2 separate regions of the Homo sapiens genome follow, and region 2 is linked to region 1. Evidence: read pairs that join two places in POLR2A ChIA-PET (ENCODE). Cell type or tissue: PC-9. All regions are shown on one strand. Links, peaks and the distances in the headings refer to the core of each region. The heading gives the core; the rest is flanking DNA. Region 1 has its middle 51 kb from the start of LINC01629. Region 2 has its middle 21 kb from the start of LINC01629.

Region 1 (16,268 bases), core at 9,814-14,813:
CTGAGGTGCAGCGATGTTAAGAAGGAGCTGGTCAGTAGAAATTTGTCTCCAGGCTGGGCGTGGTGGCTCATGCCTGTAATCCTAGCACTTTGGGAGGCCGAGGCGGGGGGATCACGAGGTCAGGAGTTTGAGACCAGCCTGGCCAATACAGTGGAACCCTGTCTCTACTAAAAATACAAAAAATTAGCTGGGCGTGGTGGCAGGTGCCTGTAATCCCAGCTGCTTGGGAGGCTGAGGCAGGAGAATCGCTTGAAGCCGGGAGGCGGAGGTTGCAGTGAGTTGAGATTGCACCACTGCACACCAGCTCGGGCGACAGTGCGAGACTCCATCTCAAAAAAAAAAAAAAGAAAAAGAAAAAGAAATTTGTCTCCAGAGCCTAACCCTTAGACACTTCCCATCATTGCTCCCTGATGATCATCATGCACGCAGTCATGGCACCAGGTGCCACCATCTTCTCCAGCGCTGCCACAGGCGGAGGAGAAACCTAAGTTCCCGTGCCGATATTCCATTTCCACGGCGCTTCTGCCTGTGACCTCTGGGAACTCACATATCAGCCAAGACAAGCCTCGTGGCAAATTTTATTAAGGTGTTCTCTCACTGAGTGACCAGAGCATGTGATTCAACCCCTTGGACCTTATCTTCTCCCTTTCTGTACAATAAGAGGCCTGTGGGGCCCCTCAGTTCCTTTGCTTTTCTGACATGCAACAATCTTAAGAAACAGCTTTCTTCAGTTCCTTTCCTTTTCTGACATGCAACACTCCTAAGAAACGGCTCTCTTCCAGGACTCCCAAGCACATTAAAGATGCAACCGATTTGCCTGGTCACAAGCACATGTGCACACACGTGAGATTCTGCGCCTATGGGTGCAAAATCCTGAACAGAGTCACACAGATGCACTATGGAACTGGGCAGGGCTTCCAACAGACTTGCATTTTTATTGTTTTTGTTTTTTTTTTTCTTTTGAGACGGAGTCTCCCTCTGTTGCCCAGGCTGGAGTGCAGTGGCACGATCTTGGCTCACTGCAAGCTCCACCTCCTGTGTTCACGCCATTCTCCTGCCTCAGCGTCCCAAGTAGCTGGGATTACAGGTGCCCGCCACCGCGTCCTGCTAATTTTTTGTATTTTTAGTAGAGACGGGGTTTCACCGTGGTCTTGATCTGCTGACCTCGTGATCTGCTCGCACTGGCCTCCCAAAGTGCTGGGATTACAGGCGTGAGCCACCGCGCCTGGCCAGGATTTTTTTTTAAAACGGAGTCTCACTCTGTCGCCCAGGCTGGAGTGCAATGGCATGATCTCGGCTCACTGCAACCTCCGCCTCCCGGGTTCAAGCGATTCTCTTGCCTCAGCCTCCCAAGTAGCTGGGACAACAGGTGTGCACCACCACGCCTGGCTAATTTTTGTATTTTTAGTAGAGACGGGGTTTCACCATGCTCGCCAGGCTGGTCTTGAACTCCTGATCTCAAATGATTCGCCTGCCTTGGCCTCCCAAAGTGTGGGGATTACAGGCGTAAGCCACCGCGCCCAGCCCACCAGGATGTTTTGTAGCGTGTCCCTCATATTGCCTGGCACAGTGCAGCCCCTAATAGGTGATCAATTTGTATTTGTGCATTGGTGGCTAGTGGAGAGCAGGTGAGTTAGGCTAACAGAATTGTTTGGTTACATGCATCCACCAACCCCATGACACTTTCAGAAACCACCATCAGGACTAAACTCCACAGTCTGCTCTCTAAGCCAGCTCCTCACTCAGTTGTCCCACCCCTACCTCCCAGCAAGTGCTAAGGCCACACCCTACATCTCCTGCTCTTCCTGTGTCTCTGCCCATCTCCTACCTTGCTTTTCCATCTCCTACATGCAGATTTGAATCCATGCCCTGAACTACTGCCTTTCCTCCCTCTCTCCTTCTTTTGATTTTCTTCTCTGAGAAGAGCCAGAGGGAGGCCTTTAAGTGGCTGTTGGAGAGGGGAGGACTTGGAGCTGGAGGCACCGAGCCCCAGGCCTGGTTGGGGGTGTCAGGTGGAGGAGGGCAGGCTCCACCCTGGCTTCTCTCCTTGCCTCTCCTCTTTCAGACCTTTCCTCCCTGAGGCCCACCTGGGGAACCAGAAATGCCAGAACTGTAACTCCACCTCTGGGATCTGCAGGGTGAGCCTGTGGTGAGTCCCCAGGTGGGTGGGGCCTGGGCGAGTGGCAAGCAAGCCTAGCAAGCCAGAGGAAAGTCCTGCAGTGTCTTTGTGTTTTGTTTGTTTTGAGACGGAGTCTGGAGTCTCACTCTGTTGCCCAGGCTGGAGTGCAATGGTGCAATCTTGGCTCACTGCAACCTCCACCTCCTGGGTTCAAGCGATTCTCCTGCCTCAGCCTCCTGAGTAGTTGGGATTACAGGCGCCCGCCACCGTGCCTGGCTAATTTTTTGTATTTTTAGTAGAAACGGGGTTTCACCATGTTGGTCAGGCTGGTCTCAAACTCCTGACCTCAGGTGATCCATCTGCCTTGGCCTCCCAAAGTGCTGGGATTACAGGTGTGAGCCACCGCGCCCAGCCAGGTCCTGCAGTGTCTACGTTCTCCTGCATCGGGGCTTCAGGATTCAGAGCCTGGAACCAATGAGGACAAAAACAAGCGCTTTTTCCATGCTCCCTTCCCAGCCCGAGGAGATGGGAAGGAAGCCAGTGTTGGGCGTGGGGTCTGCTGGTTTCTGAGTGACAAGCCTTTAGATTAGGCTGGAAATGGCCAGTTGGAAGCTCCCAGTGCTGCCTGACTTTGAACTAGGTTTGCTTGATCTGGAGCTAATGAGACACCAAAGTCTCCCTGGTGGCCGTGTAGTCTACCTGGCCCACTAACACCTTCTATGGGTGGGGGCTAAGGAGTGGCCCCCAGGCAGGACCCCAGGAAGCTGGGCTGAGCTCCTGGACAGGGGTGTGGGGGTGGGTGGTAAGGGTGGGGGTGCCTGCTGTCCCACCCAGTGGCTTGCTGGGATGAGAAGGTGTGATCTGTCCTTCCACATCACCCTCCACTCATTTCAGGCCTTTGATGGAGGCCGCCTCTGTCCTCAGGCTTATAGACCAGGACATGCACCTTCTCGGGGGTGCTTCTGCTGGCCTTGAGGCTAGGGGGATAGGACCACTGCTCTGCTCCACCCCAGCCTCCCGCCTTTACTTCCCCAGTCCCTAGGGTGGGTGCTGGAGAAGGTCCTCCTGCCACCACCCCTCATCCCACTGGCTGCGCAGCGACACCTGGTGGATCACGAGTGCCATCACAAGGAGACCCCAGAAGCCCCACACTGGCTGAGCCCTCGGTTCTAACCTCTGAGCCTCACTCAATCTCAGTCCATCCCCCCAGGGGGCTAAAACCCACCATTTCCCTCTGAGCCCAGAGTCCCAGGTACTGGGGACTGCTGGAAACAAGGAGCTGAGTCTTGGAAGGAGTCAATGTCCTATCAGACAAGGACTTTGGGGAGCCAGTCCAGGTCATAAAGTCAAGGTATTTGGCCACTAGGGTTGGATGAAGCTACCGGAAAGGTCTGGAAGGGACTGGGCCTGGGGGTGAGCCCTGGGTCAGCTCCTGGGGATTTGTGGGCACAAAGCAGATTCTGCTGCCCTCCTCAGGGCCAAATTGGAATCTGTACCAGGCCCTGAGCCTGGACTACACCCCCACTCCCCCACCCCGGGGACACACCGCGTGAACTGATTCCACACACTACTCCTGACAGCACTGCTGTCACCCAGGAGCTTGCCTGTGTGCTTTTTGTTTGGTTTTTGAGATGGAGTCTCACTCTGTCACCCAGGCTGGAGTGCAATGGCGCAATCTCGGCTCACTGCAACCTCTGCCTCCTGGGTTCAGATGAGTCTCCTGCCTCAGCCTCCTGAGTAGCTGGGACTACAGGCATGCACCACCATGCCCGGCTAATTTTCATATATTTGGTAGAGACGGGGTTTCACCATATTGACCAGGGTAGTCTTTTTTTTTTTTTTTTTTTTTTGAGATGGAGTCTTGCTCTGTCACCCAGGCTGGTGTGCAGTGGCTCGATCTCGGCTCACTGCAACCTCTGCCTCTTGGGTTCAAGCGATTCTCGTCCTCAGCCTCCCGAGTAACTGGGATTACAGGCTGCAGTCGCCTGGCTAATTTTTTGTATATTTACTGGAGATGGGGTTTCACCATGTTGGCCAGGCTGGTCTTGAACTCCTGACCTCAAGTGATCTGCCCACCTCGGTCTCCTAAGGTGCTGGGATTACAGGCATGAGTCACTGTGGCCAGCCATTGCCTATGTGTTTTTAGAACTACAGGAATAATGGGAAGAGTTTGAGCTGGCATGTCATCCACCTATTTTTCATGGTGTGACTTAGGCAGGGTCACACAGTTACAATGCAAGGGGCATCTCCCTGGAGGGGACATGGGGACAGATCACTTCCTTGTGGACTGTAGTAACCTGAGTCCATTTCACAGTAGAGCATTGCCAGGTGTCTAAATGCAGGGCGGAACAGTCACATCGTTCCTTCCTGCTGATTCTTTTGGGTGATGGGGGGTGGTCTTTTCATTATCGCTTCTCTCAGTTCCTCAGTATTGAGGACTGCTGGGGTTTGAATCTAGTTTTACAGTATTACAGTGTGGCCTTGGTTCCATAACCTCTCTGTGCCTCAGTTTCCTCACCTGTATAAAGATTGTAATGCTACCTACTTCACAGGGTTGTTATGAGGATTCCATGAGCTAAGGTATGGAAAGTGCTTAGGAGAATGCCAGGCGCATGGTCACTGCTGAGAATCATTGATAAGAATTATTTCCCCACCCCCTCAGAAGGCAGTATATGCGGGGAGTGTGTCTTAGCTTGGGCTACCATAACAAAACATCATAGACTGCATGGCTTAAACAACAGAAACTTATTTTCTCACAGTTCCAAAGGATGGAAGTCCAAGAGCAGGGGGCCAGCAGGATTGGGTCCTGGTGAGGGCTCCCTTCCTGGCTTGTGGATGGCTGCCTCCTCACTGTCTGCCCACACTGTTTCCTCTGTGCATGTCAAGAGCAGAGTATCTTTTCCCCTTCTTATAAGGCTACCGATCCTTTTGGATTAGGGCCTCACCTTTATGACTTCATTTAACCTTAATTACCTCCCAAAGGCCCTATCTCCAAATATAGTCACATTGGGGTTAAAGGCTTCAACATACAAATATTTTGGGAGGACACAATTCAGTTCATAGCAGAGTGGAACACTGATTGAAGAACTCAGGTACTGCATGTATAGCAACCAGTGACACTAAGACCCAAGTCTTCCTTGGCCCTGTGGCTGGGGCTGGTTTCTCCTGTCAGCAGCTTGAGGTAGTAGAAGGATCAACAGGGCAGATGGGCTATTCTAAGCCCCAGGTCCCTGTAATCCCAGTGCCAGGGGATGCAGATCTCCCATCATGGAGGCAAGTATTGAATGCAGAGTCCATGCTATTTCCTGGGGTAATATGTGGCTGGGCACAAAGACATTCTTTTTCAAGGCTGTCAAATTTGAGCTTGAAAAATGTGCATGCTGGCATGGGCCACGGGTTGGGTTAGGTGAGGTCCTTTCTTTCTTTCTTTTTTTTTTTTGAGACGGAGTCTCACTCTGTCACCCAGGCTAGAGCGTAGTGGCATGATCTTGGCTCAATGCAACCTCTGCCACCCGGGGTTCAAGGGATTCTCCTGCCTCAGCCTCCTGAGTAGCTGGGATTATAGGTGCCTGCCACTGTGCCTGGCTAATTTTTGTAGTTTTTTTTTTTTTTTGAGATGGAGTCTCACTCTGTCACCCAGGCTGGAGTGCAGTGGCACGATCTCGCTTCACTGCAAGCTCCGCCTCCTGGGTTCACACCACTCTCCTGCCTCAGCCTCCCGAGTAGCTGGGACTACAGGCGCCCGCCACCACGCTGGGCTAATTTTTTGTATTTTTTAGTAGAGACAGGGTTTCACCATGTTAGCCAGGATGGTCTCGATCTCCTGATCTCGTGATCCACCTGCCTCGGCCTCCCAAAGTGCTGGGTTTACAGGCGTGAGCCATCACGCCTGGCCAATTTTTGTAGTTTTTAGTGGAGATGGTGTTTCACCATCTTGGCTAGGCTGGTCTTGAACTCCTGATCTCGTGATCCATCTGCCTCAGACTCCCAGTGTGCTGGGATTACAGGAGTGAGCCACCACACCCGGCCAGGTGAGGTCCCCTCTATAAGGCTGACTACGAGATTGTCAAAGCACATGGCAGAAGAGATATGCTGGGGCTATGGGTTTCTTTGGCTAGACTATAGGTATAAACTGGCAGATTCTACCTCTCCATGTGCTCAATACCTCTCTCACAGCCCAACTTGGAGAGATGCTGCTGAAAGATTACATTACTTAGGACGGTTTCAGTTTCAAGTTACAGAAACCCAAATCCAACTAGCTTAAGCAAAAAGAGAGTTTATTAACCCTCAACTGGGCACCACCTTCAGGCACAGTTTGATCTAGGGGTTCAAACAATGTCATAGGCGTTTTATCTCCTTAGTCTCTCAGCTTTGTCTCCTTCTATGTACTGGCTTCACTCTGCACATGTGCTTTCTCTTGTGTCAGAAAGATGACAGCTAGTAGCCTTAAATTCACATCTTTCCTTCTAATAAATTCCCAGAAACATAATTTCTGTCTTTCATATATTAGGGAAGACTCTTTTTTTTTTTGAGATGGAGTCTTGCTCTGTCGCCCAGGCTGGAGTGCAGTGGTGTGATCTCGGCTCACTGCAAGCTCTGCCTCCCGGGTTCAAGCCATTCTCCTGCCTCAGCCTCCCGAGTAGCTGGGACTACAGGGGCCCACCACCACACCCGGCTAATTTTTTGTATTTTTAGGAGAGACGGGGTTTCACCGTGTTAGCCAGGATGGTCTTGATCTCCTGACCTCGTGATCCGCCTGCGTCGGCTTCCCAAAGTGCTGGGATTACAGGCATGAGCCACCGTGCCTGGCCAGGGAAGACTCTTAACTGGACCTTTAGAGGCCATGTCCACTAAAGGATCAATCAACATAGGGAGGAACCTCTGGCTGGGCAGCCAAGGTCACCTGCCTACCCTTACATTCTTGGAAGCAGGTAGGGCCCCCTGCAGAGGGAGAGAAGTTCCCCATGGAAACTAAAGGGAGTTGGATGGGGAAGCAAGTTGGCTATGCAAAGCCATCACTGCCATATTCTTCTTAGAGGGACTTCAAGTCCCAGGAGGACTTCTTTTTCTTTTTTTTGAGACGGGGTCTTGTTCTTGCCCAGGCTGGAGTGCAGTGGCACCATCACAGCTCACTGCAGCCTCAACCTCCTGGGCTCAAACGATCCTCCTGCCTCAGCCTCCCAAAGTGCTGGGATTACAGGTGTGAGCCATTGTGACTGGCTGCCCAAGAGAACATCTGTCTTCACATTGGAATGGCAGCACAGGAATGTTAAAACTTGTCAGGTCCACCCCAGCTCACTTGACAAACAAGAGGACTGAGGCCAAGGTAAGCACCTTGCTCAAAGTCATCCTTCTTTCTTCTGCAGAGGCATGACATCATTGTTGGCTCTGTGTCTAATTATTCCAGTCAAGATCCAAGTGCCTGGCCCAAGGGTTGTCTGAGAATCCCTCTTCCCCTAGAGTGGCTCAGCACACAGCCAGGAAGTGACGAGGGTATTTCAAGAGGCTCCTTATCGATTAGCCCAAGGTGTCTGGCCCAGTCCTCACCCTCCTCAGGGCCATGGGCTGGGAGCCCTCTCATCTCTCCTTTGCTAGTGGAGGCTGGGGAGACTGCGAATGGCTATCAGGACTTGAGAAGGTGTGGCTGGGAGATTGGCTACGAATGCATGGAGATTACAAAACAGGGAGATGGGTCTCCATGTGTGGTCTCTGTGATTCATCTGAGGGTCCGAAGTTCGAGCTCACCTCCTGGGGAGGAAGTGAGCATTGAAAGGCCTGGTGAATTCTGATCAACATGGGATCCTCAACCCAAATCATCTCTAGATGCTGTCTTCATTGGGCTCCTCCTCCAAGGCAGGATGTGATGTCAAGAGAGGAGCCCAGAGGGAAGGCAGCTGCTTCCTCCTTCTCACCACAGGACCACAGCTTCTCTCTTTTCATGTGTGCATGGCCACACTGGCCCACCTCACATGCTCTCCACACAAGCCACCTGCCTCCTGCTACACCCATGCCATTCATGTTCCCTTGCCACTGGAACACTGGCCCATAGAAAGCACCCATTATGGTCGGGCACGGTGGCTCACACCTGTAATCCCAGCACTTTGGGAGGCCAAGGTAGGTGGATCATGAGGTCAGGAGATCGAGACCATCCTGGCTAACCTGGTGAAACCCCGTTTCTACTAAAAATACAAAAAATTAGCCGGGCATGGTGGCGGGTGCCTGTAGTCCCAGCTACTTGGGAGGCTGAGGCAGGAGAATGGCTTGAACCTGGGAGGCGGAGCTTGCAGTGAGCCGAGATCGCGCTACTGCACTCCAGCCTGGGCGACAGAGCGAGACTCCGTATCAAAAAAAAAAAAAAAAAAAAAGAAAGCACCCATTATAGGCCAGCTATTGTTATTTATTTATTTATTTATTTTTGAGACAGAGTCTCACTTTGTTGCCCAGGCTGGAGTGCAGTGGTGCCATCTCGGCTCACTGCAACCTCCGCCTCCCGGATTCACACCATTCTCCTGCCTCAGCCTCCCAAGTAGCTGGGACTACAGGCGCCCGCCACCACGCCCGGCTAATTTTTTTTTTTTTTGTATTTTTAGTAGAGACGGGGTTTCACTGTGTTAGCCAAGACGGTCTCGATCTCCTGACCTCGTGATCCGCCCGCCTCAGCCTCCCAAAGTGCTGGGATTCCAGGCGTGAGCCACAGCCTGCTATTATTTAAATCAGTGGTCCTCAGGGTTGAATCTCCCCTAGGAAGAATTTTGGAAATGTGTGTGCCCGCATGAGCGTTGGTGGTGGTGGAAATGTTGCCTTCTCATGCAGTCATGCCTAAACATTTACATACGGAATGCAGTCATTCCTGACCATTTACATATTGAAATACCTGTTGTTTCATTTTAATATTTTTCCTTTATGATATAGTTATAATAATAATGATTAAAATATATATATATATATATATATGTATATGTATGTATATATTTTTTTTAGATGGAGTTTCACTCTTGTTGCCCAGGCTGGAGTACAATGGGGCCACCTCAGCTCACTGCAACCTCCACTTCATGGGTTCAAGTGATTCTCCTTCCTCAGCCTCCCGAGTAGCTGGGATTACAGGTGCCCACCACCACACCCGGTTAATTTTTTGTATTTTTAGTAGAGATGGGGTTTCACCATGTTGGCTAGGCTGGTCTCGAACTCCTGAACTTAGGTGATCCACCCACCTCGGCCTCCCAAAGTGCTGGGATTATAGGCGTGAGCCACCGCGCCTGGCCGATTAAAAATATTATGTCAGTAGGTAGGTTATATTAACACATTTACTTTCAGGTTGCTGTTACAAAATATTTAAAAATCAATTTTAAAGGGAATGTCATTGGGTCTCAAGGGATTGAGACCCACAGTTCTAGATGGCTGGACTTATATTGCCACTCTTTTTATTTTATTTATTTATTTATTTTGAGACCAAATCTCGCTCCGTCACCCAGGCTAGAGTGCAGCGGTGCAGTCTTGGCACACCGCAACCTCCACCTCCTGGGTTCAAGTGATTCTTGTGCCTCAGCCACCCGAGTAGCTGGGACTTCAGGCACACACCATCATGCCTGGCTAATTTTTTTTTTTTTTTTTTTTTTAGTAGAGACGGGGTTTTGCCATATTGGCCAGGATGGTTTTGAACTCCTGGCCTCAAGTGATCTGCCTGCCTCGGCCTCCCAAAGTGCTGGGATTACAGGTGTGAGCCACTGCAACTGGCCCACTCTTATTTTTAAGCAGGGCACCTTCCCCTCTGAACTTGGCACACACACACACACACACACACACATTTAAGTCCCTGTCACCAGCTACCTGCACCTTCTCTGTGCATATCTAGGACACATCTGGTCCAATTCTGTCCCCTCCCTACTCTCACCTGCCCCCAGCATTGCAAGGACAGGCCCAGACTGGTAGAACTCAATCACGTGTGCACGCAGAGAACCAGCCAGGGTACCCAGCCTCTCCTGCTGGCTGTCAGGTCTAGGAAAAAGATGATCAAGTGTGGTGGCTCATGCCTATAATCCCAGTACTTTGGGAGGCTGAGGCAGGAGGATTGCTTGAGCCCAGGAGGTCAAGACTACAGTGAGCCGTGACTGCACCACTGCACTCTAGCTTGGGGGACAGAGTGAGATTCTGTTTCAAAAAAAGAAAAAAAAAAAAAAAAGGCCTGGCACAGTGGCTCACTCCTGTATTCCCAGCACTTTGGGAGGCTGAGATGGGTGGATCACGAGGTTAGGAGTTCAAGACCAGCCTGGCCAACATGGTGAAACTCTGTCTCTACTAAAACTACAAAAACTAGCCAGGCACGGTGGCAGGCGCCTATAATCCCAGCTACTTGGGAGGCTGAGGCAGTAGAATTGCTTGAACCTGGGCGGCAGAGGTTGCAGTGAGCTGAGATGGTACCACTGCACTCCAGCCTGGGTGACAGAGGGAGATTCTGTCTCAAAAAAAAAAAAAAAAAAAAAAAAAAGATACAAATGAAAAAGGAAAAAAGATGGATGTGTGCCATGTGCGGTGGCTCACGCCTGTAATCCCAGCACTTTGGGAGGCTAAGGTAGACGGATCACTTGATTTCAGGAGTTCGAGACCAGCCTGACCAACATGGTGAAACCTTGTCTCTACTAAAAATAAAAAATTAGCTGGGTGTAGCTGTAGTCCCAGCTATTTCGGAGGCTGAGGCAGGAGAATCACTTGAACCCGGGAGGCAGAGGTTGCAGTGAGCTGAGATCACGTGCCATTGCACTCCAGCCTGGGCAACAAGGGTGAAACCCCATCTCAGAAAAAAAAAAAAAAAAGAAAAGAAAAGAAAAAGAAAGATGGATATGTTCCTAGGAAAGGCATTGCTTCTCACCACACCTTCCTACCTGCTCAGCCATCACCTCACAGTGCCAGCCATCATCCCCTCATCACCCCCTACCAAAACACCGCCTCCCCACCCCCACTCCCCACACAACTGAAACACAGCCTGGACTCTTCCAAGTCAGGTTTGTCATTGTTACAAAATGATCATTGTAAGAAAAAGGAACAAACCCATAGAGTAGAACTCACACCTACTCCTATTATCCAGAGAAAGCCCCTGCTGATATTCTGAGTTTTTTCCTCGGAAATCATACCTCTGTATTTTGTGTGTGTTTTTTTATTATTATTATTTTTTGAGATGGAGTCTCGCTCTGTTGCCCAGGCTGGAGTGCAGTGGTGCGATCTTGACTGCAACCTCCACTTCTCCAGTTCAAGAGATTCTCCTGTCTTCAGCCTCCCAAGTAGCTGGGATTACAGGCGTGCATACCATGCCCTGCTAATTTTGTATTTTTAGTAGAGATGGTGTTTCACCGTGTTGGCCAGGCTGCTCTCGAACTCTTGACCTCAGGTGATCCACCCACCTTGGCCTCCCAAAGTGCAGGGATTACAGGCAGGAGCCACTGTGCTCGGCCTGTATTTTATGTTTTAATAATCTCTCTGCACATGCTGTTTTGTACCTTGCTTTTTTTTTTTTTTCTGCTCAATTACATATCTTGAACATCTTTCCAGGCCATTAACTATTCTTCTACCAAGAAATGTCAATGGCTGCCCAGTATTCCATAAATAAATCAGTGTTTATTTAACCAGCCTACTGATTGCTAGACATTTTGTACCTCATTCTTGACTTTGTTTGAATCTCGGCTCTGCACTTAATAGCTGCGTGCTAACAGGAAAGTCACTTCCGCTTTCTGAGCCTCCGTTTGCTCATCTGCCCGCTGAGCAGCCTAATGCCCCAGTGCCCTTAAGGCATTGCTTCAAAGATCTGAGTTGGTGGATGATGCAGCGCTTGGCACGGTGCCGGTGACACATCCCCCTAAGTGTTTTCTCAGTGTGAGTCTTCATCGGCTTCTCTGCTGTGCCTTCTTCAGCTTGTTTGCGAGTTCCTGGTTCATCCTGACCACCCTGAAAGGCCGCCCCTGGGACTTTGCATAACTCATTCTGTCTCCTGGTGTGTAAGTCTCTCTCCTGGTTCCCAGCAGGAGTGTAGGAATGAGTGCTTGTCCTGGACTCTGGGCTGGGAACTAGCACCTAGTGGGGACTGGACTAGGATGACTTGGGCCAATTTCTTTTCAGGCTGAGCTTGGATTTCAGATCAGATCTCTTAGGACAGAGCCCTTGGGAATTCCCATGGTGTGAATGTCCTGGGCCAGCGGGAATGGCTGCTCGCTCATCTCTTCCAAGGTGAGTGTGAAGGTCTGCCCAGGCCCCTGGGTGCATGCCAAGCTGTGTGCTCCCACCTTGATGTCCAGAGATGTAACCCTCCCAGACGGTGAGTATGCTCCAGGAGCCTCCCACACCTGCCACGGGCCACTCTTTCTGGGGCTGTCTCTGTGTGAGGGTCTGGCCGTGGCTGCCCTAGACCCACTCAGGAAGACTTGCTTCTTCAGCCAAGTCTCCCTTCTGTCCAGCCACTGGTGTGACTCATCACAGAGCCCATTTCTACTGCAAAAAGAAATGCTCAGACCTACGGCCCTGGTTACAAAAGAGGCCACTCAGCTGAGGATCTGCTTCCAACAACTGGAATGCCGACCCTGAATAACCCCAAGTAGAAAACGCGTGTATAGAGCTTGTGTGCGCAAGTACACACACACGCATGTCCTCACGTACCCTCCCACGCGCTCTCACTCGCTCTCCAGCATGCCCATCCTTATCCGCTCACACATTCACACACATGTATGCACGCACGCAACTACCCTGTGCTGTGCCAGACAGCAGTTACTCTGGCTCAGCTTATGTTTTTCGTCATGCTGTTCTGAGAAAAAAGAGAATATGTTTGGAGAGACCCCAGCTGCCAGACAGCAGTGCTTTTCTTCCCCCCCTAATTTTGGCCCCATAAGTCAGATCTCAATTTTCTTTACCCCTTGAGCAGTGAAAGAGAAAGGGGCACACACCACAAACCAGAAATGAGACAGAAGCCTGGTGCAGTGGTGTGCACCTGCAGTCCCGAATACTCAGGAGGCCGAGGCTGGAGGATTGCTTGAGGCCAGGAGTTTGAGTCCAGTCTGGACAACATAGCGAGACCTTGTCTCTAAAAAAAAAACTTAAAAAAAAAAAAAACACATGAGACAGAGACCTCTACCCTGTGACACCCTGGTTATCTGATTGCACCTGGTGCACACTCTTCAGTGGGATACAGAGATTCTTACTTCCTCTTGACCTACAAGATAAGCATATAGTAGGTCAGAGTGCTGGAGGGAGGTGGAGAGGGGTCAGGAGAGAGAAGACTCGGGACTGGCTTTGGGAAGGAAGCAGGAATGGAGATGGGCCTGGAAGGATTGAGAAAATCTCATCAGAAGAGGCCAGGTGCAATGGCTCACACCTGTTATCCTAACACTTTGGGAGGCCAAGGTGGGAAGATTGCTTGAGGCCAGGAGTTTGAGACCAGCCTGGGCAACATGGTGAGACTCCCTGTCTACATAAAATTTAAAAAAATGATGTGGGCGTGGTGGCCCACACCTACAGTCTCAGCTACTTGAGAGGTTGGGAGGGGAGGATCACTTGAGCCCAGGAAGTAGAGGCTGCAGTGAGCTGTGATTGTGCCAAGACACTTTAGCCTGGGTGACAGCACAAGACTTTGTCTGAAAAAAAAAAAAAGGCTTAACAATCCATCCCTTTCTAAGTCCAAAACCAGTACAGAATCAGCCTAGAAACCTTTATAATCTAATTTAACTTAACAAATATTCAAATATTTACTGAAGGTCTAACATGTGCCAGGCACTGTCAAAAGATGCCAAGAGAAGAAAAACATTCCTTCTTCGAACCTTCCCCAGGGAAGCGCTGTCACCCTTTGGGCATACACTTCCCACGCTTTCTGAGACAGGGTCTTTGCAGATGGGCTGGTCAGCACCATCCTGCAGCTTCTTGGGGACTATTCGTCTGCGTGGCAGAAGTGCAAGAGAGCTGTCAGGAGTTGGAGGACTTGTAACTGCTGCTTACTCTCTTCCTACAGCACAGTGGTTCACAATCTGGGAGATTTTGTCCTTCAAGGACATGTGGCAATATCTGAGACATTTTTGGTTGACATAAATAGAGGAGGTGCTACTGGTAACCCCCCTGCAAGGCAAAGGACAGCCCCCACAGTGAAGAGGGAGCTGGCCCCAAGTGTCATCAGGGCTGGGGCCAAGAAGCACTGCTGTAGCATATTAGTTCTGGTTGCTGTGATGGTGATTCCTTAATAGCATCTCTCACCATTTCTTTCTTTTTTTTTGGAGGCGGCGGGACAGAGTTTCAAAAAGGCAACGTCTGCCTCCTGGGTTCAAGCAATTCTCCTGCCTCAGCCTCCTGAGTAGCTGGGATTACAGGCGCCTGCTGCCACGCCGGCTAATTTTTGCATTTTTAGTAGAGACAGGGTTTCACCATGTTGGCCAGGCTGGTCTTGAACTCCTGACCTCAGGTAATCCACCCACCTCAGCCTCCCAAAGTGCTGGGATTATAGGCGTGAGCCACTGTGCCCAGCCATCTCTCCCCATTTCTTTATTTTATTTTATTTTTTTGAAATGGAGTCCCACTCTGTTGCCCAGGCTGGAGTGCAGTGGTATGATCTTGGCTCACTGCAGCCTCTGCCTCCTGGGTTCAAGCGATTGTCCTGCCTCAGCCTCCTGAGTAGCTGGGACTACAGGTGCCTGCCACCACGCCCGGCTAATTTTTGTATTTTTAGTAGAGATGGAGTTTCGCCAAGTTAGCCAGGCTGGTCTCGAACTCCTGACCTCAGGTGATCTGCCCGCGTTGGCCTCCCAAAGTGCTGGGATTACAGGTGTGAGCCACCTCGCCCAGCCATCTCTCCCCATTTCTAATGCACGAATCCAATCCATCATGGCCTGGGAAACTAGTTACTTAAGCTTGCTAAGACTGCTTCTAAAAGAAGAATAAAGAGGTACAGAATCCAGCACCATAGACTACCCCATGAGTCAAATGCATGAGCTTTGTGATCCTGACTGAGGTTTGACTAGGGCTTAGGAACTAGACTCATGACTCAGTGGGTCTACCAAGGTGGGTGGTGTCAGTGGCAGGGATTCTGGGCCTTCAAGAGAGGTGTTCACGCACAAAGAACAGATCCTGCCCTAGGGCATTAATCAGAACTCTCTGGTACCCAAAGGGCAGCTTCCTCCCTTGGTTGGACCATGGCCCACTCCTGCGGTTTGTGCCTTTTCTATCTGGGCATTGAATCCTGGCATCTTTGGCTTCTGCTCCTCACTGTTTCAATTCCTGGCCATACCCCATGCTTTGTGCCACCCCATGATTTGGTTTCCATGTTCCATCTTGCCCTCCTGCCTCCTCCTGGCCCCTGCCCTACAGCCAGACAGATGGAACAATAGGCCCCCTTTCCTCCTTCTGGATTTTCTACAGTGTTCCGCATAAACAGGGTGGCCACACTCGTGGCCTCTTTGTATGGCTTTACCATATTTGGTTTGGGAACACATCATGTATGTAATGTGCCAGCACTCTGTTCTTGGCTCGGGCTGGCTCATTCCAAGTTTTATAGGACTTCTTTGGTTGCAAGTGATGGAAATCAACTCTGGCTGGGCTAAGCAAAACAGGAATCTTTTGGAAAGACCCCAGAGGCATCTCAGGAATTCCAGGGCAGAGATGCCACTGGGCCTCAGGGATTGACTAAAACCAGGAACAGGGCACTGTGGGAGCACAGAAAGCCCTCCCTCTCCTTTCTGCCCTCTGCCTCCTGCTTCTTCCCCACATCTGCTTTCTGGGATGCTCGGAACTTGGGGTAGAAAATATCCAGTGAAAATAACAGTGGCTGGGCTTACATGTCTTCCATTCAGGGGAGCCGTCAGCCTGGGCTGGAAACTCTCGGTCCTGATTGAAAATTTCTGGGGGGAAAGATTTCTATGGCCGGTGGGCAAACAAAATACTAGGTATCCATGGTGACATTTACACTGATGGCCAAGAGAGGACACTAAAAGAGAGGGAAAGCTTCTGTTTTGGGTAATGAGCTTTGAAAGGCTGGGCGGGGTTGAAATGAAATCAGACACTCAGTAGTGCAAGTCTAAGATGTGGAGGGCTTGGCTTAATTCCACTCAATCTAACACACTTTTAGGAGAAATGACTATAGCTCCAATCCCCAAGGAGCTCCCCCTCTAATAAGGGACTAAGACAGACA
Region 2 (16,268 bases), core at 3,646-8,645, 78 kb before region 1:
CACTGCACTCCAGCCTGGGCGACAGAGAGAGACTCCGTCTCAAAAAAAAAATAAATAAATAAAATAAAAGAAATAAAAGAAAAGAAAAGAAGAGAAGGGAAGAGAAAAGAAAAAAGAAAAGAAAAGCTTATATTCCTTCAGGACTCCCTTTCCTTCTCTCCTCACGGACATTCTTCTGCTGCCCAGGTGTTGTGACTTCCCCTCAGGGGAATGTGTTTGCTAGGTCTGCCTGTCCTTTTCTCCTCTGGATTGGCTGAATCCTATGTTAACAATTTTCCAGTTTAGGGGCTGGCCTGGCTGGAAGCTCCTGGATCTCTGTGGCTCCTCTGCCCTCCCTGCAGCTCTCTACCCTACCTTCCTGTGGCCCACTGTCCTTCTGGAAAGAATTTCATAAACAAATGACAGCCACTGTAAGCCCTGTCCTGGTATAAATATGTACCCTGACACCCAACTGGGGAGATGGAAATTCAAGATTGGTGAGAGAAGAAGAAAATCCTGAGTAACTCATTAGCACCACCTCCAACCAAGCTTAATCTTGCCTCCTTTGGTGTCAGACAGCGGCAAGACGAAAAACATCTTCCCTCCTCGCCCTCCAGGGATGAAGCTGTCACACAGAACAGACTTGAGGGGGGCCCACCAACTGTGCGCCCCACTTCCATTTCCCAGGTCTTGATTAAGACTTTTAAAGGCAGTTAGCTCTGAAAAGATTAGGGCATCTCCACCCCCATGAATAGTACAAAATGAAATCAATATTAAGCCACAAAATAAGTGTGAGGAAGCCCTTCAACATTTTGAATTTTCCCATGATGACAGCTTTGAAGTTGTTTATTTTTTGAAATATCAAATATGAAATTCTTGGTTTTCTTTTTTTGAGATGGAGTCTTGCTCTGTTGCCCAGGCTGGAGTGCAGTGGCGCGATCTCGGCTCATAGCAAGCTCTGCCTCCCGGGTTCACACCATTCTCCTGCCTCAGTCTCCTGAGTAGCTGGGACTACAGGCGCCCGCCACCACGCCCGGCTAATTTTTGTATTTTTTTTTTTAGAGACGGGGTTTCACCGTGTTAGCCAGGATGGTCTCGATCTCCTGACCTCGTGATCCGCCCGCCTCGGCCTCCCAAAGTGCTGCGATTACAGGCGTGAGCCACCGCACCCGACCTCAATATGAAATTGTTTTTTTTTTTTTTTTTTTGAGGCGGAGTCTGGCTCTGTCGCCCAGGCTGGAGTGCAGTGGCGAGATCTCAGCTCACTGCAAGCTCCGCCTCCCGGGTTCACTCCATTCTCCTGCCTCAGCCTCCCGAGTAGCTGGGACTACAGGCGCCCGCCACTACGCCCGGCTAATTTTTTGTATTTTTAGTAGAGACGGGGTTTCACTATGTTAGCCAGGATGATCTCCATCTCCTGACCTTGTGATCTGCCCACCTCGGCCTCCCAAAGTGCTGGGATTACAGGCGTGAGCCACCGTACCCAGCCAATATGAAATTCTTAAATGATTTTCTCCTTCGCTGGCTTCCTTCCTGTGGGTTTTGTTTGCATGTTGCTCTTATCTGTGATCAGCCCTCACCCCCAGCTGGCCTTCCTGCCTCCACCAGGCCTGCCCTGGTGCTGGACGTGAGGAGGGTGGTTCTAGGGCTGAGCTTGAGGACCCCAGGGGGTCCTTTCATGGAAACTGGCCTGGCGTGCAGAGGGGAGGGTCGCAGAGTCAAGTCCCCTCTCACCAAGGTTAGTGGGCTTGCTGAATAGTCCAGGGTATACCAGCTTAGGGCTGATCAGGGCTGAGCTGAGCAGGGAGGGCAGAGTCCTGGGTGGCTATCAAACTTGAATCAAATCAACAGACAGCTACTGCGGTCCATGTTGTAGGCAAAAAACAAGTTGGCTTGGACGGGAAGGCCAGTACTGGGGTCTTATTATCTGGTGGCCTTGGGCTCTTCTGACCTGTGGGTGGCTCAGATGGTGGAACAGAATGGTCAAGAACCCACTTGGATGCTGCCCATCAGCTCAGGTACATTACTGTCTATAAGGACAGGAGGATCACCCGCATTACAAATAGGCAAACTGAAGCCAGGGCCCATGCCCAGTGATGGAAGAGCTGGATCTGTCTGTCTGGCTCGGTCTGGAGATTTTGCTCACAGTAAGCCTCCAGGGTCCAGAGCCTGGGGCTCCTCACTCATGAGTTTTATCATTGTCTGGCACCTTCTGTTGCTGGAGGGAGAGGTGAGAGGCCTACAGGCATTTTTGTCCTGTCTGCATATTTGGTCCACTATGTGTTGGGCGTTCGCAAATCTGTTACCTCATCCAGGCTGCATCCCTGCAAAGTGGGGAGTGTGGGCCCCATTTTACAGATGAACTCAGCAAAGGAGAGGGACTTGCCCAAGGTGGGGCATATGGTGGGGACTTCTGGCCCCCTGGAAGGGAATCTCCACGGATGCAGAGTCTGTCTGGCTCCCAGCTATAACCCCAGGCCACAGCCCCCAGCACAGCCATCAGTGCATTGTCAGCAAGCAATACATATCTGGTGAATGAGTAAGTCAGTGAATAGTGAATGATTGCTTGATTCCGTTTGGCCCCAAATCTTTGCCCTTTCCTGGTTTTCACCTAGTCTGGGGAGCTGCAGCTGAAAGCAGAATCCCTGGGCCTTCCTGGTGGAAAAGTCTCCCTGGGCTGTGCTGGTGAGAGCCCCTGGGTGAGAGGCCTTAGCAGTGCCAAGGCCTCCCAGCTTCTGCCTGCTCAGGGAACCCCTGCCCTCACCCCTGCCTGCCGCAGCCATCCCTAGTGGCCACATATAGTCCCAGAAGATGCAGGGAGGGTTTCGCTGCAGAATAAACATATAGGCTGTACATCCAGTGATTCAGAAGATCCTACTGTGCTGGCCTCCCTCTTCCCCAAACCATGCTGTTGCCATAGCAACAGTTGCCAAACTAGAGCTTGCTGAGGGCATCCCAATTAACCCCTTCCTGGTGCACAGGGCCCTCAGTACACCTGTCCACATGGCCTGGATGCCCACAGCACTGATGCCCAGGCTGAGAGACAATGGCACAGGGGCAACTTGTGCCAGACAGAGGCAGGGTGGTATTGTGGGCAGAAATGCAGGCTTTGGCGGTCAAAGGGCCTGAGTTGAATCTCTGCATCAGCTATGCGAACTTGGATACTCCAAGAAAACTTTCAAGCCTCAGTTGCAATATGGACCTAATACTGTGTCCACTCACAGAGCTGTTCTAACAGTAGGCTGGATAAAGAATGCATCATAATGTCCAGTGGAATACGTGGCATGCGGTTAATGCTCGTGACTTTGGGCTGGGTTCATGCTCTCTGCATAGGAGGAGCTGGCCAGCATGCTGTGTGTACATATCCAGTCCACTTCTGTTATGCGGGGCCCCAGGGCATGTTAGGGGTGGGCACATAGTTACAGGCATACAGAACAGGGATTCATCTGGGAAAAAGGAAGCCGGTAGCCTCTCAAGCTGTACCAGGCCTGGAGATTGCCCTGGGAGAGCTCTCTCAAACAGCCCATTCATTCCACCTTGAACTCAACCCTCTCAAGGCCCCACTGGGCTCTGGGACTCCCAGAGTGAGAGGTTTGACTAGAAACCAAGAGGGGTAGGAGGAAGCTGATGGAGGAGGGGGTGGGTCTGTGGGTCTCTGGTGTGCAGAGGGGAGGGCTGCAGAGTCAAGTCCCCTCTCCAAAACGTTAGTGGGCTTGCTTAATAGTCCAGGGCATACCAGCTTAGGGCTGATCAGGGCTGAGTTAAGCAGGGAGGGCAGAGTCCTGGGTGGATGTCAAACTTGGACTTCCTCACACTTATTTTGTGGCTTACGAATACGTCTGAGGGGGTGCGGGTGGGGAGGACAGAAAATGAGGCTGTGCTGGAAGCTCTGGACTCACCTGGTGGCCTGTGGCCATGGCCCCCACCCCACCCCCGCCCCCTGTTAACACCAGTTGAGCAAAGGGACCCTGGGGAAAGCGACAGCAGAGAGTAGACCAGAAAAGGCAGTATTAGTGGCCACTGTTGATTGAGAGTCAGCCAGGGGCCAGAGCGATAACGCAAATAAGGCCACATTCCCTCCACCCACTGCTTAAAGCACTCTGATGGCTTCTCCCTGAGGGACCCAAACCCTCAGCTGTGGCTTACAGAGCCTCTGTCCTGGCCCCAGCCCACCTCTCTGCTCACTTTGCACTTCTCTGTTCCAAGCTGCTCTGCTCCCAGTCACTCAGACTGCTTTGTTTGTGTTGTTGTTTTTCAAATGAATTGCTTCTTTCAGCCTCAGCCTTCTGCACAGTCAAGGCAGGTGCCTCTACCTGAAATGCTCACGTACTCTTTCCCCAGTTCATTTACTGCATCTCATCAGTTACAAGATGTGCCATAGAAAAAAACCCTAACTTTTTATTTGAAATAAGTTCAGACTGAATAAAAGTTGCAAAAAATAGTACAAATAATCTTCATATTCTGTTTTACTCTGATTCCCCAAATGTTAGCTTTCTACCGTGTTTGCATTTGTACTGGTGTGATGAACACTAGAGCTATCTCTGTGCATCTCCTTCCCAACTCCCTCTTCAGTGACTTCATGGCGCCAGCTTTAAATTGGCCACAGAGAGTATTTACACCACAGAAATTGGTATCAGGGCTTTTTTGCCCTGAGAGAGTTGGTTGTTAAACATTTTCAGCATACCACCATTTTATCAATCTCTCTCTTTTATCTTTTTAAAACCTTTTTAAAATCAAATTCCCTCTGTCTCTTTTTTTTTTTTTTTTTTGAGACGGAGTCTTGCTCTGTCGCCAGGCTGGAGTGCGGTGGCGTGATCTCGGCTCACTGCAACCTCCATCTCCCAGGTTCAAGCGATTCTCCTGCCTCAGCCTCCCGAGTAGCTGGGACTACAGGCATGTACCACCACACCCAGCTAATTTTTTTTTTTTTTGTATTTTTAGTAGAGAGGGGGTTTCACCATGTTGGCCAGAATGGTCTCGATTTCTTGACCTCTTGATCCGCCTGCCTCGGCTTCCCAAAGTGCTGGGATTACAGGTGTGAGCCACCGCACCCAGCTCAAATTCCCTCTTTATATGTACAGTGTGTGTGTGTGTTCACTCATTCTTTTTATTTTTTTGTCTGAGGTGGAGTCTCGCTCTGTCTCCCAGGTTGGAGTGCAGTGGTGTGATCTCAGCTCACTGCAACATCCACCTACCAGGTTCAAGTGATTCTCCTGCCTCAGCCTCCCCAGTAGCTGGGACTATAGGCGCACATCACCACGCCTGGCTAATTTTTGTATTTTTAGTAGAGACGAGGTTTCACCATGTTGACCAGGCTGGTCTCGAACTCCTGACCTCAGGTGATCTGCCCACCTCAGCCTCCCAAAGTTCTGGGATTACAGGAGTGAGCCACCTCACCTGGCCTCTTTTTCTTTCCTTTTTTTTTTTTTTTCTGAACTGCTTGAGAGTAGGTGACAGATAAGTGTACCTTTATCCCTAAATACTTTGATACATTCTTCTTCAAAACAAGGACATTCTTTTATATAATAACCACAGTACATTTATTGAAATCAGAAAATTAGCATGGCTACATACAGTTCTATTGTCTGATGTACAGACCTTATTCAACCATCTCCAACCATCCTGCTAATATCCTTTACAGCAAAAGAAGAAAAATATTGGGCACAGTGGAAAACACCTGTAATCTCAGCACTTTGGGAGGCTGAGGCGGAAGGATTGTTCGAGCCTAGGAGTTCAAGACCAGCCTGGACAATATAGTGAGACCCTATCTCTACACACACACACACACACACACACACACACAAGCCAAGTGTGGTGGTGCACACCTGTAGTTCCAGCTTCTTGGGAGGCTGAGGTGGGAGGATCACTTGAACCCAGGAGGTTGAGGCTTCCGTAAGCCTGAATTTCCCACCTCAGGCTTCTAAGTAGCTGGGACTACAGGTGTGCACCATCAGGCCCAGCTAATTTTTGTATTTTTTTGTAGAGACAGGGTTTTGCCCTGTTATTCAGGATGGTCTCAAACTCCTGGGCTTAAGCGATCTGCCCGCCTCAGCCTCCTGAAGTGCTGGGATTACAGGCACACATTGCTACACCTGCCTATTTAATTTTATTTTTTATTTATATATTTTTTAGAGATAAGGTCTCACTATGTTGCCCAGGCTAGAGTGCAGTGGCTATTCACAGGTGTGATCATAGTGCACTACAGCCTCGAACTCCTGACCTCAGCAATCTTTCTGTCTCAGCCTCCTGAATAGCTGGGACTACAGGCACGCACCCCTGTACCTGGCTTTATTATTTTATTTTATTTTATTTTAGCACCTTCTCACTTTCTGGCACAAGATGTTCCAGGATCACTTGTATTTTCCCTGAGCCAACCTCAGGGAATTAGCTATTCTCCAAAGTCCCCTAGTTCCTTTTAGTGGAGAATGGCATTTGGAAACCAAGATTTGGGAGCTAGGGTGCTCCCTGCTCCTGGGGAAGATGCACCCTTTACATTTCTGACCACAGGATGCATTTTAGAGATGATGTCTTACAATCCCCCAGCTTGGCATTTGCCTCTTCTCCTTCTGGCCACCCCAAAAACTGAGCCCAGTAGTGACTGCTCAGCCAGGACCCCTTCCCCACACTTCTCCCCAGGCCGGTCCACATAACCCCTTTGTCCTACCTCTTCTTTCCACTGAGTCAGAGCCCAGGAGCCTACCAACCACAAACTCAGGAATTTTATACCCAGCAAAGCTTGCTGCAGGGCAAGGTAGATTTCTCTTGGATTCTACCCTATTCTGATCTCTGCCACTACACATCCTTCTTTGTTTTAAATTAGGTGGGAGAGAGAAAACTCCTCTGGGGCTGCAGAAGGTCAAAAGAGCTCTTTCAGTAAGCACAAAATAACATTTCTAAGGTTAATTGGCTGAATTTTTGTCTCAGTGTTATCTAAAATAATAGTGTGGATGATCAATAGAGTCTTAGATTCGATGAAATAGATTGCACCCAGTTATCCTTCAAAACTGAGCTCACACCACTACTCCTGAGTACTTTTCCTCTGTGTCCCTCAACACAATCAGTAACATGGATTTGGGGGTCACTGTTGGTCCATATCTCTCTGAGTGCCTTGCAAGTGGACTCACCTCTGTGTCTATCATGTTATCATATCTGTATCCTCAATGTGAGGTGCAGTTAGGCACTCAATAAGGATTTGTGGAATAAATGGCTGGATTAATTTAATCTTCTCAACAAGCCTGCAAGCACAGATGACGTTTTCTACTTTACGGGTGGAGAAACTGAGGCTCCTAGAGCCAAAGTTTGTTCAATATTACTTCGCCAGTAAATGGTAGACTCCAGATGCAAACCCAGGTGTGTCAGATTCCTATGTCTGTACAAAGTGTGTCAGTGGAGGAAATGATTTTCGTGAAGAATTGAATTCTTATTCCCATGATGAGGTTGGTCCCCAGAGTGTATAAATTCCTAGAAATTGGGGCAGCACAAATAAGGCTGGGCGCGTTGGCTCATGCCTGTAATCCCAGCACTTTGGGAGGCTGAGGCAGGTAGATCACTTGAGGTCAGGAGTTTGAGACCAGCCTGACCAACACGGTGAAACCCCGTCTCTACTAAATACAAAAAATTAGGCGGGCGTGGTGGCACATACCTGTAATCCCAGCTACTCAGGAGGCTGAGGCAGGAGAATCGCTTGAACCCGGGAGGCGGAGGTTGCAATGAGCTGAGATCACGTCATTGCACACCAGCCTGGGCAACAAGAGCAAAACTCCTTCTTAAAAAAAAAAAAAAGATGCAAGAAAGGACACAGAAGAGAGGGGCTGGTGCTGCAAAACCAGTTTCCACAGGTGGCCACAGTCACTCAGCTCATACTGCCACTAGGTTGGCCTGGGTTGCCCTGCCCCTCTATGGGAGGGCCAGGCAGAGGCATGGGTAAAGGGCAAGCAACCTGGCTGGGCCTGCCTGACCCCAGGCATGGGCCTTGGCCCCTTGTGCTGCCCGACTAGCCCTGGCCTGTGAAGGGAACTTCCACACAGACAGGCACTTTTGGAAATAATTTGAGAGGCATTAAGAAGATCATCTCGATTTCTTGATTATATGCTAAATAAGGGGTGAATAATTCATGAGTGGGGATTTCCTGGGACTAAGGGTCCCTCCCCTGTTTAGACCATATAGGGTAACTTCCTGACCTGACGCTGCCATGGCATTTGTAAACTGTTACGGGGCTGGTGGAAGTGTCTTTTAGCATACTAATACATTATAATTAGTGTATAATGAGCAGTGAGGATGGCCAGAGGTCACTTTGGTCACCATCTTGGTTTTGGTGAGTTTTAGCCAGCTTCTTTGCCACATCGTGTTTTATCAGGAGGGTCTTTGTGAACTGTTTCTTGTTCTGACCTCCTGTCTCATCCTGTCACTAAGAATGCCTAACCTGGGCCTGACGTGGTGGCTCATGCCTGTAATCCCAGCACTTTGGGAGGCTGAGGCATTGGATCACCTGAGGTCAGCTTGACCAACGTGGTTAAACCCCTCCTCTACTAAATACAAAAAATTAGCCAGGTGTGGTGGCACATGCCTGTAATCCCAGCTACTTGGGAGGCCAAGGCAGGAGAATCGCTTGAACCTGGGACGCGGAGGTTGCAGTGAGCCAAGATTGCACCATTGCACTCCAGTCTGGGTGACAAGAGTGAAACGCCATCTCAGAAAAGGAAGACCATCTCCTCTTCTAAGCAGATTTCTGTCCTAGAAATACCACAAATTATAATAACCACTCAACACTTATATACACTGACTAGGTGCCAAGTACTCACTTAATCTTCACGACAGCCCTGTGAGGTTGGGGTTATTTCCCTATTTTACAGATGAGGGTGCTGAGACACAAAGAGCAACTTGCCCAAGGTCATGATCTGGAATGTGAACTTCTTTGTTGTTTTGTTTTGTTTTGTTTTGTTTGAGACAGGGTCTTGCTTTTATTCCCAGGTTGGTGTACAGTGGTGCAATCATGGCTCACTGCAGCCTCGACCTCCTGGGCTCAGGTGATCCTCCCACCTCAGCCTCCTGAGTGTCTGGAACCACAGGCTCGAAGCAAGACTGCCAGCTAATTTTTTTTTTTGTTTTATTTTGTTTTGTTTTGTTTTGAGATGGAGTCTCGCTCTGTCGCCCAGGCTAGAGTGCAGTGGCGTGATCTCGGCTCACTCCAAGCTCCGCCTCGTGGGTTCACGCCATTCTTCTGCCTCAGCCTCCTGAGTAGCTGGGACTACAGGCGCCGCCACCACACCTGGCTAATTTTTTGTATTTTTAGTAGAGATGGGGTTTCACCGTGTTAGCCAGGATGGTCTCGATCTCCTGACCTCGTGATCCGCCCACCTAAGCCTCCCAAAGTGCTGGGATTACAGGCATGAGCCACCACACCCGGTTTTTTTTTTTTTTTTTTTTTTTTTTTTAGAGACAGAGTCTTGCTCTGTTGCCCAGGCTGGTTTCAAACTCCTGGCCTCAAGCAATTCTCCTGCCTCGGCCTCCCAAAGTGCTGGGACTCCAGGCGTGAGCCACCGTGCCCAGGCAAGGAATCTGATCTTGAACCAAGATCGTGCCATTGTACTCCAGCCTGGACGACAGAGCAAGACTCTGTCTCAATAAATAAATAAATAAATAAATAAATAAAGACGGGATGGCTTTAGGCCAGGCATGTTGGCTCATGCCTGTAATCCCAGCAAATTTGGGAGGCAGAGGCGGGAGGATCACTTGAGGCCAGGAGTTTGAGACCACCCTGGGCAACATAGGGAGAGCTCGTCTCTACAAAAAAATAGATAAAACAAAACAAAACAAAACAAAAAACTAGCTGTGGCAGCATGTGCCCCTAGTCCCAGCTACTCAGGAGGCTGAGGAAGGAGGATTGTTTAAGCCTGGGAGGTCGAGGCTACAGTGAACCATGATTGTGCCATTGTACTCCAGCCTGAGCAACAGAGTGAGACCTCGTTTCAAAAAAAAAAAAAAACAAAACAAAAAACAAAAAACAGATGGCTTCAGAGGAAGCTGATCATTACCAGACACTGAATCTGCCGACACGTTGACTGTGGACTTCCCAGAACCATGAGAAATCTATTTCTGTTGTTTATAAGCCAGCCATTTTATAAAATACCATTTTATGGTATTTTATTATAGCAGCCCAAATGAACTAAGACCGGGCATCATTATCACCTGGCCATCTATCTCTTATTGGGGTGGAGACACCAGTAGCACTGTCCAGTGCTACTCAGTGGAGAGTGACAGTTTGCTTTCCTTCCATGTGTCCTGTCTACACATCCACAGGAGGTGTGGCTGCTAGAGGGGTGAGGGTGAGCTGAGGGGCTGAGGCTGGCTCCTAGCAGGAAAGGGCTGACCTGCTTGTTGAGTCGGAGCCTCTGACATCAGAGCCCTGCCTCCCTCCCACCTCCACCCACACAACTTACACAAGCTCCTCTCCCCGGGCCACCCCAGACCTAAGCTCAGCGTGATGACGACGCAGTCACGGGTTTGCCTCTGAAATTCCCCTCCAGGAGAGCAGTGGCGGGCCTGTGCACGGCCTACCCCTTACATGGCTGCTGATGGAGGAAGCTGATGAGGGTGGGGAGGGGACGGGCAGTGAAGGACGGGGGAGGTTATAGGAGAAAGAAAGAGGAAGAGGAGGAGGAGGCATGGGCTGGTGGAGATAGGGTAGGGTGGTTGAACTGGATACACTGTCTGGATACACTGTCCAGATTTGGGCTCAGCCTTCAGGCAGGACTGGGGTGTTGGCACTGGCTAAGGGAGATTAGAACTCAGGCTTCCAGCCATGTCTGATCCAAAAGGACACCCCACTCCAGGTTCCCTCCTCTCCAAACATCACTCTAGGATCCAGGCTCCTTGTGACACTCCTATCTGGGGTCAGGGACCTCTTCCAGGAATTTATAAGAGTTGGGGCCCCCATCCTAGGAAAATCTTCCTCCACACAATCTTGAGCTACTACTACCCAGGCCATCTGTGGACCCTCCTAGAATTCTCATTAGGAACCTCAAAGCAAAGGGGGAAACAGCATTTCCCCAAGAGTTGGCAAGGATGCTTGCAAAAATAGACTCCCAGGCCTGACCTCAGCTATACTGAGGCAGACCCTGGAGGAGTGGTCTGGGGCCTACTTTTTTTTTTCTTTTCTTTTTTTTTTGAGATGGAGTCTTGCTCTGTTGCCCGGGCTGGAGTGCAGTGTCACGATCTCGGCTCACTGCAACCTCTGCCTCCCGGGTTCAAGCGATTTTCCTGCTTCAGCCTCCTGAGTAGCTGGGACTACCGGTGCACGCCACCACGCTCGGCTAAGTTTTGTATTTTTAGTAGAAATGGAGTTTTACATTGTTGGTCAAGCTGGTCTCAAACTCCTGACCTCAAGTGATCCGCCTGCCTCGGCCTCCCAAAGTGCTGGGATTACAGGCATGAGCCACTGTGCCCAGCCTGGGACCTACATTTTAAACAGGACACCAGATAAGTCTGGGAAGCTGGCTGAGGGTAGTTGTAGAGAGGGTTAGAGGAGAGGGTATTGGATAAAAAGGTAGATTCCTGGCTCCGTCTTCAGAGATTTGGATTTGGAATGGTAGGCTGGGTTCAGGAATCTGCATTTTAATCAAACAGCCCAGTGATTTTGATGCTGAGAGACCTTGAAGGAGGCCTGGAAGAGCTAAGAGCCAGCCCTAAGTGATCAGACTAGGTGGGGGCACAGGAAGGCCTGCGATAGATTCATGTGGTTTTCCAGAAAACTGCTCTAGCAACAGATTTGCCAGGCCAGGAAACTGGCTCTCCCCAGGGCTCCCAGTGAAAGGCTGTAAGGTGGGCTGGCCCAGGAGATCTTCTCCTTTCCAGTTAGGCAGCAGGGTGTGAGTCCCAATTTTGTATTCACCACCTGTGAGGCCTTGGCCAAGTCTCCTGGGGCCTCAGTTTCTCTGCCAGTGAAATGAGAGGCCTTTCCAACTCCAACAGTCTGTGACCATGTCATGATGGCCCTGGCCACGTTTCAGGGCAGCGTGCAATCCTCATCCAGCCAGCCCTCCCGACTGGCACCCTGCCCCTCCCTGGGAGAGGGCCTGGGGCCAAGAGGCTATCAGCTCAAGTCCTTCTCCACACTAGCTTTCCTTGAGGTGTGCAGCTGGAAGGGCCGCTCTCTCATCTGGAGTTGTCCCCATCCCCTGGGGCACCACGAGTGTTTGGCCTGAGTGGTTGCTGGTGTGTGTGGGAGGTGGGAGGGGCAGGGCTGGGCTGGAGACTGGAGATCAGGTGGGAATGTCAGGCCCCTGAGGCTGACACCAGCACGGCCCTATCCTCCTGCCTTCTCTGGGGGAAGCATTTCCAGGCCTGAGTGGATGTATCTAGGGTCCTGCCTGGGTGTAGTACACAGAAGGGCAGTGCCTTGGGCCTCTCCACCAAGGCTCTGGAGAGAAGATTCCTGGGAATGCGGTAACCGTGCAGGTGGCTTCCCCAGCCTACCGCTTGCTCTCTGGGCAGATCATGTACCTTTCAGCCACTGTGTGCTCCTGCACACTCCTCCCTTCTCTGCTTGCTTCTCTCCCCACCCCACTCCCTCCCTCTCCAGCTTTCTGATTTGGAAGGACGGCTGTGGGCAGCTGGCTACAACAACCCTTGCTCCCCCAGCCCATATATCCAGATTCCAAAATCCTTAGGAAGTAGAGTTGGAGGGAAGATGAGAGAGGGAACCCAAACTAAACATTTGGCTTCCTCCCTACTCAAAGTTCTCAGCACCACTGTTTTGTATAAGAAACCCACAGACTGAGAAAACCATAAGAGTGTCCAGGCGGCCGGGCGCGGTGGCTCACACCTGTAATCCCAGCACTTTGGGAGGCCGAGGCGGGTGGGTCACGAGGTCAAGAGATCGAGACCATCCTGGCCAACATGGTGAAACCCCATTTCTACTAAAAGTACAAAAAAAAAAAATTAGCTGGGCATTGTGGCGTGCACCTATAGTCCCAACTACTCGGAAGGCTAAGTCAGGAGAATCGCTTGAACCTGGGAGGCGGAGGTTGCAGTGAGCCAAGATCGCGCCACTGCACTCCAGTCTGGCGACAGAGTGAGACTCCGTTTCAAAAAAAAAAGAAAAAGAAAACCATAAGAGTTATAAGAGAGGAAAAGCTCATTCAGTCCTTTCATTCAACGGGTATTTATCGAGCACCTACTATGTGCCAGGCTCCAGGGAGAACAGTGAGCAGATGACGTAGTGTTTGCCCTCATGGAGGCATCAACTTGAGGGGAGTGGAGGCCCTCTCTGGGGGCCTTTTGTGGCTTCCTGCCTTGCTTGGTGGTGAACAGTTGTCCCTGGTCCCAGTCTTCCACACCGGGGAATAGAGCAGAATCGAGCAGCTGTTCTGAACATTTGCTCTCTATGGAGCTCCCCGAGGCCTCACTTTCCACTTGTCCCCGAGCCTCTGGGCATTTACCCCTGGGGAAGCCGTCCCTCCCCATTCCTTCTTGCCTCCCTCTCTCTCTCCCCTGATTTTAGCCCTGGCTGGTGGTTCTCAGTCTTGGCCCATCAAGCCCATCAGCGTCCCTGTTGGAGCTTTCACTGAGCAAGGCCCTGCCCCAGGATGGTCTCCCTCTGGAGGTGCAGGGGCGGGACGTGGACTCTGGATATTTTAAAGCTCTCCGGGTCTTTCTGAGACAATTACAGATTGAGAGCTTGACCCCTGAGGAAAAGGCCCGTGGGCATTTCCCCCTGGATGACCTGGAGCTGTGACATACAGAGGGGTGGGCCCAACAGGTTCAGAGGTGGACCAGCTGTGGGGCTGATTTCACTCAGGTGGGGCAGTGAGAGGCAGGGACCCTCTGCTTGCTCCTCAGGCCACTCCTACAGCCCTTTGTTCCCTGAAGGCTGCAGAGGGATCTGGGGCAGAGCCTGAGTTCAAGGAGGAGAAGGTGGAAGAGAATAGACATAGAGCAGCCCCAGCTTATTTCTCTCCTTTCCCTCTTTAGTCTTCCTTATCTTTCAGGGCACTGTTCAAATTTCATCTCCTCCAGGAAGCCTTCCCTGATTGCCCAGATCAAAACCAACCAATCAATTCCTCATAGGGCTTCCACGAGTATTTCCTTTTGATTCACTATTTTTTTTTTTGAGACAGAGTCTCACTCTGTCACCGAGGCTGGAGTGCAGTGGCACTGTGTCAGCTCACTGCAACCTCCATCTCCTGGGTTCAAGCAATTCTTCTGCCTCAGCCTCCTGAGTAGCTGGAATTACAGGCGTCCACAACTGCGCCCAGCTAGTTTTTATATTTTTAGTGGAGACGGGGTTTCACCATGTTGGCCAGGCTGGTCTTGAACTCCTGACCTCAGGTGATCCACCTGCCTTGGCCTCCCAAAGTGCTGGGATTACAGGTGTTAGCCACTGCGCCCAGCCTCATTTTGTATACTTGATTCATTAAATTTGGATTCGGAAATGACTTTGAAGTTGATCCACTCTCATTCTGCTTCAGGCAGGCCCATAGTACATGCCGTGGATGTGCACACCTCACCCCAAAGCCAGAGCCCCAGGTACCTGAGGCCACCTACAGCTGGCCTAGAGCTCCTGAAGGACTGGGATCTCGGCAGCTCTCTTGAACCCCTCTGACTGCAGTCCAGTGCTAGGGCTCCAGCTGCTGAAGCCTTTCACCTGTGGGAACCAGGCGACGCGTTGCCCCATCCCTCCTTCAGAAGCTGCAGCCAGAAAACCTGCAGCAAGATTCTAGGCAAAGAGCCCTTCCTAGGCCAGGAACAGTGGCTCACGCCTGTAATCCCAGCACTTTGGGAGGCTGGGGGGGCGGGGCGGGGGTGGATCACCTGAGGTCAAGAGTTCAAGACCAGCCTGACCAACATGGTGAAACCCTGTCTCTACCAAAAATACAAAAAAAAAAAAAAAAAATTAGCCAGGTGTAGGGCGGGTGTCTGTAATCCCAGCTACTTGGGAGGCTGAGGCAGGAGAATTGCCTGAACCCGGGAGGCGGAGCTTGCAGTGAGCCGAGATCACGCCACTGCACTCCAGCCTGGGCGACAGAGTGAGACTCCGTCTCAAAAAAAAAAAAAAAAAAAAGAGCCCTTCCTGTAGATGTGCAGGGCCAGATGATCAGGGCCCCGCCTGGAAAAAATTATGGAGCCCCTCCCCTCAAATGTAATGCAAGAAAAACCATATCAAAAAATAAAAAGCCCAGGCTGGGCATGGTGTCTCACGCCTGTAATTCCAGCACTTTGGGAGGCCGAGGCGGGTGGATCACCTGAGGTCAGGAGTCCAAGACCAGCCTGGCCAATATAGTGAAACCCCGTCTCTACTAAAAGTATAAAAATTAGCCGGGCGTGGTGGTGGGCACCTGTAATCCCAGCTACTTGGGAGGCTGAGGCAGGAGAATTGCTTGAACCCAGGAGATAGAGGCTGTAGTGAGCTGATACGGTGCCATTGGACTCCAGCCTGGGAGACAGAGTGAGACTCCGTCTCAAAAAAAATAAATAAATAAAATAAACAAAATAATAAATAAAATAAAAAGCCCAATAAAGAATGTGATTTTTAGCCGGGCACAGTGGCTCACACCTGTAATCCCAACATTTGGGAGGGTGAGGCAGGCAGATCACTTGAGGTCAGCAGTTCGAGATCAGCCCAGCCAACATGGTGAAACCCCATCTACTGAAAATACAAAAATTAGCTAGGCATGGTGGCACGTGCCTGTAATCCCAGCTACTCGAGAGGCTGAAGCAGGAGAATCACTTGAACCCGGGAGGCAGAGGTTGCAGTGAGCCGAGATCGCGTCACTGCACTCCAGCCTGGGCAACAGAGTGAGACTCTGTCTCAAAAAAAAAAAAAAAATGTTATTTTCTCCATGATGACTTTTTTGTTTCTTAAATATCATGTTCTAAAAACTTTTTCTTTGTTTTTTTTTCCTTTTTGTGGAGAACGGGGTCTCGCTATATCGCCCAGGTAGATCTTGAACTCCTGGGATCAAGCTATCTTCCTGCCTCTGCCTCCCTGAAAGCTGGGATTACAGGCATGAGCCACCGTGTCTGGCTCTCAAAATTTTTTCTCACTTTCTTTATTGTCCTGCTTTGCTGGTGACCTCAGCATGTATTACTCTGTGTATTGGGAAGTCCAGATTTCCGTGTGTGTATGTGTCTATGTGCACAGATACGTGCTGCATGCAAATATCACCCATACCTAGAAATGTACACACACACACACACACACACACACACACACACACACACACTCCATATTGACTAGTGGTTCTCAATTATGGCTGCATATTGGGAATACCTGGGGAGTAAAAAAATCC

The links. ChIA-PET counts read pairs that join two places held together with the same protein. Peaks named below come from ENCODE experiments on the same cell type or tissue, not always from the same donor. Only the 100,000 strongest peaks of a DNase experiment are listed, where the experiment ranks them.
Region 2: POLR2A ChIA-PET joins it to region 1 with 6 read pairs; 4 of 35 experiments call an interaction of 5 or more read pairs at or near these places.

The regions. Positions count from the first base shown.
Region 1 is chr14:76,900,727-76,916,994 of GRCh38, reverse strand. No RefSeq gene overlaps it. Among named protein-coding and RNA genes, the nearest start is that of LINC01629, 51 kb to the left of the region's middle. RefSeq lists enhancers at 8,083-8,142, 12,053-12,102, 11,382-12,581, 12,407-13,144. In PC-9, for the core only: no CTCF peak of the experiment used is centred there; DNase peaks (open chromatin) are centred at 11,864 and 12,614; H3K4me3 peaks cover 364 bases; H3K27ac peaks cover 2,242 bases.
Region 2 is chr14:76,972,291-76,988,558 of GRCh38, reverse strand. No RefSeq gene overlaps it. Among named protein-coding and RNA genes, the nearest start is that of LINC01629, 21 kb to the right of the region's middle. RefSeq lists enhancers at 7,414-7,913, 10,006-10,507, 10,455-10,584. In PC-9, for the core only: no CTCF peak of the experiment used is centred there; no DNase peak of the experiment used is centred there.